Regions from separate parts of the Homo sapiens genome. Here region 1 is linked to region 2. The links are chromatin loops, found by intact Hi-C in ENCODE. Cell type or tissue: PC-9. All regions are shown on one strand.

Region 1 (5,000 bases), 170 kb before region 2:
GTAACATGATGACTTGGTCAGGAGTGAAGCACCATCAGGTGGTAAACCCCACAAGGACCCAGGTATCTTGACTCTTAGTAAGGTCACTTGGAGACCTTATGGTTTTCCAAGCCAGAAGAGTGACCAGCTCCGTGAAAGGTTGGGTATAGGAAGTGACCACGCGGCTCAGATCATAGTGCCATGTCCGGGAAATAAATGTGCCTTCTAGGCCAGCAAGGCCCTGATTACACGGCCTTGGCTCAATTAATAGGATAAGCAATAGGTACTTTTAGCTTGGCAAAGTGGTCAAAAACAGGTTGCAAGAATAGTCTGGGCCAAGCCATTCCTCCATAAACTACAAAAGAACCCTAATTTCACAGTTCCTTAGCTTTAAACCAATTTAAGTATATTAAACCCTTCAGCATCTATCATCATGGTAGCTGGGTGGCGGGGGTGGGGGTGGGTACAAGTACAAAGACCAGAGTGAGGATAGAGCAATGTGTGAGAAAAACCTGGATTCTGGTATAGCTCTACTGCCAAGAATATCTCCCTGCCTGGAACAGTTGGAAATGCAAGAGAGTATTTTATGATTTGTCTGTTTGTTTGCCAATTTCAAAGAAATCTTGATGTAGAAAGTTTGAAAAACACATAGAAATATAAAGAAGTAGGAAAAAATCACCCATAATCCAATCATCCAGTAATAACCAGTTTACACTGTGGTATTTTTCTCTCTAGAGTTTCTCTCTGGGCTTTTGTTTTTTAAATAAATGTGATACTTGGCTTGAGACCCATCCACTTCCCAAACTGGATGAGATGAGGCCTGTAACATCCTGAAAATATATATATTTCAGATTGTAAAATGTAATATGCTCATTAGAGAAAATCTAAAAAAATTTCAACAAGGATGAAGAAAATTAAATTAAAATTCCACCACGTAGAGAATTAACATTGGGGTGAATTTCCTTCCCATCTTCTTTCTTTACATTTCTTTGATTATCATACACATGTTTACCTAATTTTGCATTCTACTTTTTTTCCTTAACATTATGTCATGAGCATTTCCTCCCGTTATTGCACATTCTTTCAAGGCTACATAATATTCCTGGGTATGGACATTACCTACCTTATTTAACTCTTCCTTTATAATGAATGTTCGATTTTCTGAGCATTAGTTTTTTTTACAAATGCTTGCCCACAGCTCTTTTATTTCTCTAGGATTGATTCCTTCAGGAGGAATTACTGGGTGAAAGTGGATGAATCTTTTAGAGAATATGAATCTTTTAACACATACTGCTACGTCGTCCTTTGGAAGGGCTGTAACTGGAGCAGTGCAGGGGGGTACCTACTCCATTATACCCTTGATTTAACCTTGAGAGCTCTGCCTGTTTTACTTTGCAAAACGCTATTGCTACTTGAATCATTCCTGAGCTAGGACCCAAAATGGCTACTGCCTTCACTGGGCATGGCTTTGTGACATTAAGTCAGCCAGTTAACTCTTGACTCCATTTCCCCATTCTTACCACGATGTGTTCTTTAAATTCAGATGATTTCAGCTTAAAGTTGGAAATACTGGTTCACATTCCAGCTTCAGCTTTTTAAGATTGTATTTCTTAATCTGCAAAATGGGAATAATACCTAGATTACAGAATAATGATGATTAAAAAACAAAACAAAACATCACAACAACAAAATACGTAAATTGCTTAACACCATGCGCGGCACATAGCAGATGCCCAATGAATATTACAATTATCTTCTTTCCTCTCTTTATCCTCAACATAGAAAGCATTTGAAAAGTCAGGAAAAGTAGCATTAATCTATCAGATTTCTAGTTGAAGAGACCAAAGCTCAGAGAAGTGAAGTAACTTGCCTAAAGTCCTGGTAGCTGGTAAAAGACAGCATGAGGTCCACTCCCAAGATCTAAAAGAGGGGACAGCTGCAGGGCTAAATACGGCCTAGGCATCTGTTTTATTTGGCCCACATAACCAAAAATAAGTAAGAAAATAGGATAAAATTAAATAAAGACAACGTTTAAAAAGAGGAGCTTTTACATCCAGATATGATTTCTGGTTTTTCTTGAGAAACATTCAATCTGGTGACGGGGCTGGTGGAGTCCACTGGTGCCTGTCCCCTTTGCAGAGGCCACGCATTTCCAGTTCTCCAGGTCTACACTGGGTGTCCGTGGGTTTGAGATACTGCGCGGTTCCTGGGTGCACTGGAGTTTGCGACCCCTGCTCTGACCCACTGTGATATTTCAATGTAGGGCTTCTGGCCACCTCCCAGGGTACGCGCTCCCGCTAACCTCAGACGGCGCGGGCCCGGACGCCCGCCCCGAGGCCGGAGAATTGCCCACCGAGCCAGGTCCTGCGGAGGCCCGTTGTAGTCAAAGAATGTGAACGTACATTGTTCTCCGCCCAGCCGCATTCATGCGGGGTGAGCTCACCCTGGCCCGCTGCCTCCTTCCCCCAATCTCTCCAATTAAAAACATATTACCTTCCCGCTCCGCCAGGAGCAGCCCTGGGCCGCAGCTTTATTTTATAAACACATTTAGACAAGTTCAAAAAGGAATGATTCATGCTGGACCTGAGCACTCCTAAAGGCGAGGGCTGCTGAGCATTTTCACAGGGCACGCATCCTGAGCCGGACCAGGCCCGGCCCTCGGGGGGTATCATCTCTCCCGCTCGAAGGCCGGGATTACCTGGATGCAGCTGGAAGGACTTACCCACAAGGCCACCTTTCGGCACTCCCAGCGCAGCCTCAGTCAGGGGTTGCGCCCAGACCAGATCTAGCCACCGGGGGCTCCCGGAGGGGAAGGGCGCAGGCCCTGCCCCTCCCCCGCTGGGAGGCTTCCTCTGATCCCCAATCCTGTCCCCCAACCCCAGTGACCCCTCCTCCTCTCTCCTGAGCGGCTCAGCTCAGAGGCTTCCAGGCCCACCCTACCACCCTGGGTGAATTCCCTCCTTCAACCCACTCCATGCAGCACTCCTGGAGGGTGTACCCTGGAGGGTCTTTTATGCTCTTTCCACAGAGCCAGGCTTAGTGTCTGGCACAAGGAAGGGCACGCGGCAGGTGTCAGATAGAATCACAGTAGCAAGAATGAGGAGCTTGTTGAACAGACAGCATTGAGAGGATGCCAGGCACATACTTAGTAATTTACATCTATTCTTTCATTTAATCATCACAAGCACCCTGTGAAGTAGGTGCTGTTTGTGACAAGGCCATTTCACAGATGAGGAAATTAAAGAGTGGCGGGATTCGGTTTCAGCTGGACTTTACCTACAGGGTTAGCCTTAGCTGTCAGAAGTGAAAGAGCCCATTGGCCATTTGATCTTGTCACTTGACTTGACAGGTCTACAAACGGAGGCCTGGACAGGGAAAGACGTCCCTGAGACTATAAAGGATGGCGTAGCCTCAGCAGGAGACCCAGCTCCCTGCCTCTGTGGGGCACCACGTCGTGCCAGCCCCTGGCATCACGCCTGACACATAGTACGAATTCAGTGGATATTTCTGAAGGAGTGAATTTTTTGTGACACTCCCCCTCAGACCTCAGTTACCCCGACTGTATCTTACTCATATCTGAATCCCCAGTGTCCAACATCAGACCTAGAACAAAGTAGGTTCTCTAAGGATATCTGTTGAAGCAATGGATCAGCGTCTGATTGTGCCATTAGCCACTGCACTTTAATCCTTCATTATTAGTTTACAGTTACTGGGTTATTAATTTTCTCTCCTCAACTGAAGGGTAAACATGGGATCTTCTCCCTCCTTCATAGGCACGGCTATGCTTGGCACACAGAGGTGCTAATTCCATGGATGATCACTCACTGGTTCTTGCCCTCATTACTCTCTATTGAGCACCTACTATGTGCCAGGCACTGTGCCAGGTTCTGGCCAAGAGGTGTGATACAAAGGCAAGTCCAACCATGACCCACCCCCAGGAATGACCACGGTAGCATCCCGCAGCAGCTGTCTCTGCTGGTGCTCACTGTGACCATGATGGGTGGGACTGTGGGGGCCTCGTCTAACTTCAGAGGAGTCTGGGATGAGGAAGTTGTCTGAAGTCCTTGGTCTTCTCTGCCCATTCTTCACCAGTCTTCCTAACCCCAGTCAGTCCAGTGGTGCCAATCACCAGGAGCAGGAAGTTGCCAACTGTATTCTGCTCATTGATCCAGTCACTCAACAAACCTTTATTAAGTGTCCACTGTGTGCCAAGTCCTGTAGTTGTAAGAAATAGACTGCACTTGGCTGGGCACGGTGGCTCATGCCTATAATCCCAGCACTTTGGGAGGCTGAGGTGAACGGATTGCTTGAGCTCAGGAGTTCAAGACCAGCCTAGGCAACATGGTGAAACCCCGTCTCTACTAAAAATGCAAAGATTAGCTGGGCATGGTGGCACATGCATGTGGTCCCAGCTACTTCACGGGGCTGAGGCTGGAGGATCTCCTGAGCCTTGGGAGGTGATTGTGCCACTGTACTCCAGCCTGGGAGACAGAGACCCTGTCTCAAAAAAAAAAAAAAAAAAAAAAGGAAAAGAAAAAAGAAAGGCAGAAATAGCCCACAGTCAGGAGCAACCTTGCCAGAAGTGTCTGTATTCATTAGAAGGCTCATGGGGCCAAGTGAGAAAACGTAGGTTCAGGCAAAGGGGGAACTGATGAGCACCTATCATCAAACACAGGGACGGCCTCAAGCACTGCAAAGAGTCTTTCTCTATATATCATATCTTTGCCTCTTCTTCTTAGGGCTGGCCTTTTTTCCCTTGTCACAATAAGATCATGGCCACTGTCAATATTAGGGCTCAGGATTCCCAACTTCACCCCCTTATCAGTCTAAATAGAAAATCCCCAGGGAAGCTGAAAACAGAAGAGAAGGTGCTGCTCCAATAACATAACAGAGTGGGTGACAATAAGCCTGTTTCTAGGTCATCCTTTTAGTGTCCTTGGCCTGTTTCATCTTGATTCCTATATCTAAGAGCCTGATTCATAGATGATTTGATGGTGAGGTGAATGAGTTACATGATTTTG
Region 2 (5,000 bases):
GAGTTCGAGACCAGCCTGGCCCAACATGGTGAAACCCTGTCTCTACTACAAATACAAAAAATTAGCCGGGCGTGGCGGCAGATGCCTGTAATCGCAACTACTTGGGAAGCTGAGGCAGGAGAATTGCTTGAACGCAGGGGTGGAGGTTTCAGTGAGCCAAGATTGCGCCATTGTACTCCAGCCTGTACAACAGAGCAAGACTCTGTCTCAAATAATAATAATAAAAAAAATTAACATAAGAAATGCACTTGGCACACAGGAGGGGCTCTGTAAATATCAGGTGGAGTTCGCGCTACCTCCCAGTTCCCCTCTCCCTCTGAGTCTCTCTTCCCAGCTCATTTCAGAGCAAGAGTTGGAAGGAACAAGAAGGCCATCTTGGAGGCAAGCCTTGGTTAGGCTCTGCAGAAGGGATTCAGGGCCAAACATAACATCAGATTATTAAAAATGTGGACTGTAAACACCGGCACAACAGGCCAGAACACAGTGGCCAACACACCACAGCCCAGCTGCTGCTCATGCCCATGGCCACACCACCTGCTGCCCCTGATTCTGGGATGGACCCAGCTCCACAGGCACCGGGCACAGACTGGTGTGTTTTTCCTGAGCTGAGCCCTGGGGACCTGGCCAAAGCCTGTCCTCATAGCGAGAAGTCCTGGCAGGGTTCCTCAGAGAGGAGAGGGCCTCCTACCCTGCCCCCTGCTCTTGCCTTTAGGCTGGCCCTGAGGAAGTGACCAGAGACCAGGCCCCTCAGGGATTCTATAAACTTGGGCCTGACAGTATGGAGCCAGGTGCCCCATATAGGACGGGAACCCCAGCACCCCCAGTTGGCAGCTGTGTGAACTTGGGCAAGCCACTTTACTTCTCTGAGCCCCAGGGTCCTCATCCAAAAAATGAGGGTATTGGAAGCCACCCCCTCCCCAGCCCGTGGTGTGAGGGTTAAATGAGATAGTGCATATAAAGCGCAGTGCTGGCAGAATAAAGGTGGGACTGGGGCTCAGTGCACCCTGGCATCCCACGCCAAGCAGGGCAAGACTGATGCTGGGAACCAAGCTCCCATCATATCTGGGGGTCATGTGGTCACTGGAATGGCCACTTCTCTTAGCACCACAAGGTGAAAGGTGAAAAGCCTGGGTGCAGAGCTGAGTGAGCAAGCCTTGGAGACAAAGAATGCTGGATCTTTTTTGTTTTTTTGTGATGAAGTCTTGCTCTGTCGCCCAGGCTGGAGTGCAATGGCGCGATCTCAGCTCACTGCAACCTTCGCCTCCCAGCTTCAAGTGATTCTCATGTCTCGGCCTCCTGAGTAGCTGGGACTACGGGCGCGCACCACCAAACCCAGCTAATTTTTGTATTTTTAGTAGAGATGAGGTTTCACCATGTTACCAGGCTGATCTTGAACTCCTGACCTCAAGTGATCCACTCGCCTCGGCCTCCCAAAGTGCTGGGATTACAGGCGTGAGCCACCAAGCCTGGCCGGAAAGGTGGATTTGAACCCCACCCCCATGATGCCATAGCTGTTACTGCCCTGTCTATAAATAGTGATATTACCTACCTCACTGACATACTTGCTCACTCAAGGAATTACTGAATTTACTGTTGAGGACCTGCCTTGTGTGCAGCTCTAGTCTCCATGGAACCCTAAGGTTGGGCTCCTGCCCTCAAGATCATTGTGAAGATTCAAGGAGGTACTGCATGGCGATGCCTGGCATTCCACAAGTGCTCGGTAAGTTGGCTTTCCTACATTAATCACTGCCTGCCTCTCTCCCTCCCCACCTTCCTTCCTCCTTCCCGCTCTCCCTTGGTGGCCCTTGCCTCCTTCCTTCCTTCGACTCCCACCCTCCCTTCTTCCCTCCCTCCCTCCCTCCCTCCCTCTGTCCCTCCTTTCCTTCCTTCCTTCCTTCCTCTGTGGGGCATGAATCAGACACGGGCCCTCTGGGAATAATTACATAGAGAATGGGGTGGAGAGTTCAACCCCCTCTTTCCCCAAACAGGTACCAAGCCCTTCTTGGCAGGTGCAGACCAGGGCCTGGAAGGAAAGGACAGAGTTGGTGGCCACAACAGGAGAGAGAATTTAAAAAAACAACCCACTCAGTTACCTTCGAAAGACCAAGGCTTTGGCCCCAAGACCTTCCTTCCAGCCCTGAATTCTCTGATCCTCAGTTCTGGGAGGGAAAGGAGAGGAGGGGCTGGATGACTCAGCGGCCCTCTGGGCAGTTTGTTCCAGCCCAGGGGCCCAGGGAAGCCCCTTGTAGGGAGGGGTAGCTGCTGGTCACATAAGCTGCAACTGGCCCTGGGACACCACACTGTCACCCCAGGGTCACGACCCCACAGGAAAAGAGGCTGCGGGACCCTCCCCCGGCCAAGGCCTCGCCAGCCTGCCCCGCCTGTGTCACCACCCAACTTGGCTGAAACCTGATCCAGAAAGATAGAGCCGGCCGAGCCAGCCAGTTATGTCTTAATGTAATTTAGCTGTAATCGCAGCGTGTTTTCCCTCGCTATAATTAGTAAAATGTGGTTGTTTTCTGTGTTCCTGGAAGATGTCTGAACCAGAGCCAGCTCCCCGTAGCTTCTCTGACAGGCTCTCCCAAATAGGCCCACTAGCAACACAGTGGATTTACCAACACTATTTCCCCCCTTGACCTGAGTTCTCCTAATTCCTGAGTTGAGGCCTCTCTCTCCTGGCCCCTGAGGACACGTCCCAGGGTTTAGCGCGGGGCCTGCACGCTGTAGGTGCCCAATAAACGTGAGTGGGTGATGGAGGGATCAAGCCAGCAACAACAAAAAGGCATGTAGGGAAAGAATTCCTCATTTAGGATGTCCACGAGACCCACAAAGAAATGCGTGTGTTGTATGTGTATGCTCACAGGTGTGTGTGCTGTGTATTGTGTGTGTGTGCTCCCAGGCGTGTGTGTTCTCACAGGCATGTGTGTGCTCCGTGTTGTGCATATGTGCTTGCAGGCTTGTGTGTATTATATGTGTGTGCTTGCAGGCATGTGTGTGTTGTGTATATGTGCTCACAGGCATGTGTGTGTTGTGTGTTGTGTGTGTGTGCTCACAAGCATGTGTGTGTTGTGTGTGTGCTCCCTGGCGTGTGTGTGTTGTGTTGTGTGTTTGTGCTCGCAGGCATGTGTGTGTTGTGTGTTGTGTGTGTGCTCACAGGCATGTGTGTGTTGTGTGTTGTGTGTGTGCTTGCAGGTGCAGCTGTCTGCTTGTGGGTGTATCTGGGATAATGGGCAGAGCCAGCTATGCGTGGGGCTCTACCAGCTTGGGACGTTTTGTCTGTGTGTTCCCACCAGACAGCGCTGTGTGCAAGTGTGGGAATTCTGTGTGCTGTGCACGGGGCCACCCAGAGAGCACCAGAACTGGCCCTGAATGCTCTGCTGACTGCAACACAGCAAAGGATGTGCAGCCCCTGACTCTCCCTGTCCTGCGCGCAGTGCTCACAACCTTCTGCCTCGGATCATCCTTCGGCACAGTCTTTTGTCCTTTCACTCAGGCATCAGCAAACATCCCTCAGGTCCTCCTGTACACTGCCATCTGCCACTCTCGGTGGCTCTCCAGTGGGTCTCTCTGTAGCTTCTTACTCCCCCACGAGTTCATTCATTCAATGAGCGTTTCTTAAATAATTACATGGGCTAGCTTGCGGTTTTGCGGTGGTTTTGTGTTGATGTTTTTTGTTTTTTTTTTTAATGAAAGATCAAGATTCACGTTTTCTGCCTTTGCCAATTCTCTCCCAATAGGAAACATATTTCAGATCTCTTATTTTTTTTTATTATCAATCGCTATGTAAAATAAAGTGGTGATAGCACTCACCCTTACCTCAAAGAGTTTTTGTGTACAGGTTACAGTCTAAATTCCCTTGCTCAGTATCAGTGAGGAGAATGACTATTTCACAGAGGCAGTAGGGCAATCAGGGGCAAGAACCCCCACAACACTTATTTATGTGGCCTCAGGCAGGCTACTTCACCTTTCTGAGGGCAGTTTGAACATGCTTGATGTGTAAGTGCTCAATAAATGTTAATTATTATGTTACTAATCGTGTGGGCTTTGCATTTTCAATTAATCGGTAATGCTTGGAAAGTGCCGCCAACAATCATTTCTCCAACCCAGCGCCCAAAGTTGTGTCCTTGGCAGAAATCAAGAGCATCTGCATCAGAGGAATGCCGAGCTCTGGTTGGCTGAATTCGCCTGGACTCTTCTGATTGGCTGGGACACGAGTGGGTGTGGCCCATTTCCCAGAGCCCACTTGGCAGTCATTCTTGGAGACTGACGTCAGACCGAGGATTTGGCATTTTACCTGGGTTATTGTTCTTTTTATCTTTTCTCGGGAAATCTCACCAAATGTCCAGTCCTATGATTTCTGCAGATAAATTCTTCCAAAACACATCTCCCTTTACAAAATGCGTAATTGTAGTATTTGCCCCACGGCGCTTGGGTGGCTGAAGTGGCAACGCGTGCTCCAGTGCGGTGGTGCCGAGTTCCACCTTCTCACGGTGGGCAGGGGGTGTTCTGGAGACCTTGGCGCCAGGCCTTTACTCATGTGAGAGCCGCCAGTCCTCCTTGCAAATAGGGCATTTCTCCCGGCCAGGCGCAGGAAGAAACTAACTTTTTAAAAAATGTTGGTAAAATGCACTTTAAAATGTTACCATCTTAACCAACTTTAAGTACAGTTTAGTAATGTTAAATACATTCACACAGTTGTACAGCCAATCTCCAGAACGCTTTTCATCTTGCAAAACTGAAACTCCTGTCTGTTAAACAGCAACTCCCCACTCACCCCTCTCTCCAGCCCCTGGTAACCACCACTCTATTTTCTGTCTTGATAAATTTGACCATTCTAGGCCGGGCACGATGGCTCACGCCTGTAATCCCAGCACTTTGGGAGGCCGAGGCGGGTGGATCACTTGAGGTCAGGAGTTCAAGACCAGCCTAACCAACATGGTGAAACTCCGTCTCCACTAAAAATACAAAAATTAGCCGGACGTGGTGGTGGGCACCTGTAA

What was found. A loop is a pair of places that touch in the nucleus more often than their neighbours do. Peaks named below come from ENCODE experiments on the same cell type or tissue, not always from the same donor. Only the 100,000 strongest peaks of a DNase experiment are listed, where the experiment ranks them.
Region 1: it touches region 2 in a loop (4-fold over the local background); 1 of 110 quality-filtered maps calls a loop at or near these places.

What each region holds. Positions count from the first base shown.
Region 1 is chr5:171,665,412-171,670,411 of GRCh38, reverse strand. No RefSeq gene overlaps it. Among named protein-coding and RNA genes, the nearest start is that of SMIM23, 120 kb to the left of the region's middle. RefSeq lists enhancers at 1,587-2,164, 2,165-2,743. In PC-9, no CTCF peak of the experiment used is centred here; no DNase peak of the experiment used is centred here; H3K27me3 peaks cover 32 bases.
Region 2 is chr5:171,492,175-171,497,174 of GRCh38, reverse strand. It overlaps LOC105377721 (a long non-coding RNA gene), which reads left to right and starts at 1,589. Exons shown (of 3, transcript XR_941213.2): 1 at 1,589-1,720. LOC105377720 (a long non-coding RNA gene) reads right to left here and starts at 2,379. Exons shown (of 3, transcript XR_941212.3): 1 at 2,094-2,379. RefSeq lists an enhancer at 2,695-3,542. In PC-9, no CTCF peak of the experiment used is centred here; DNase peaks (open chromatin) are centred at 1,654 and 2,164; H3K4me3 peaks cover 757 bases; H3K27ac peaks cover 3,897 bases.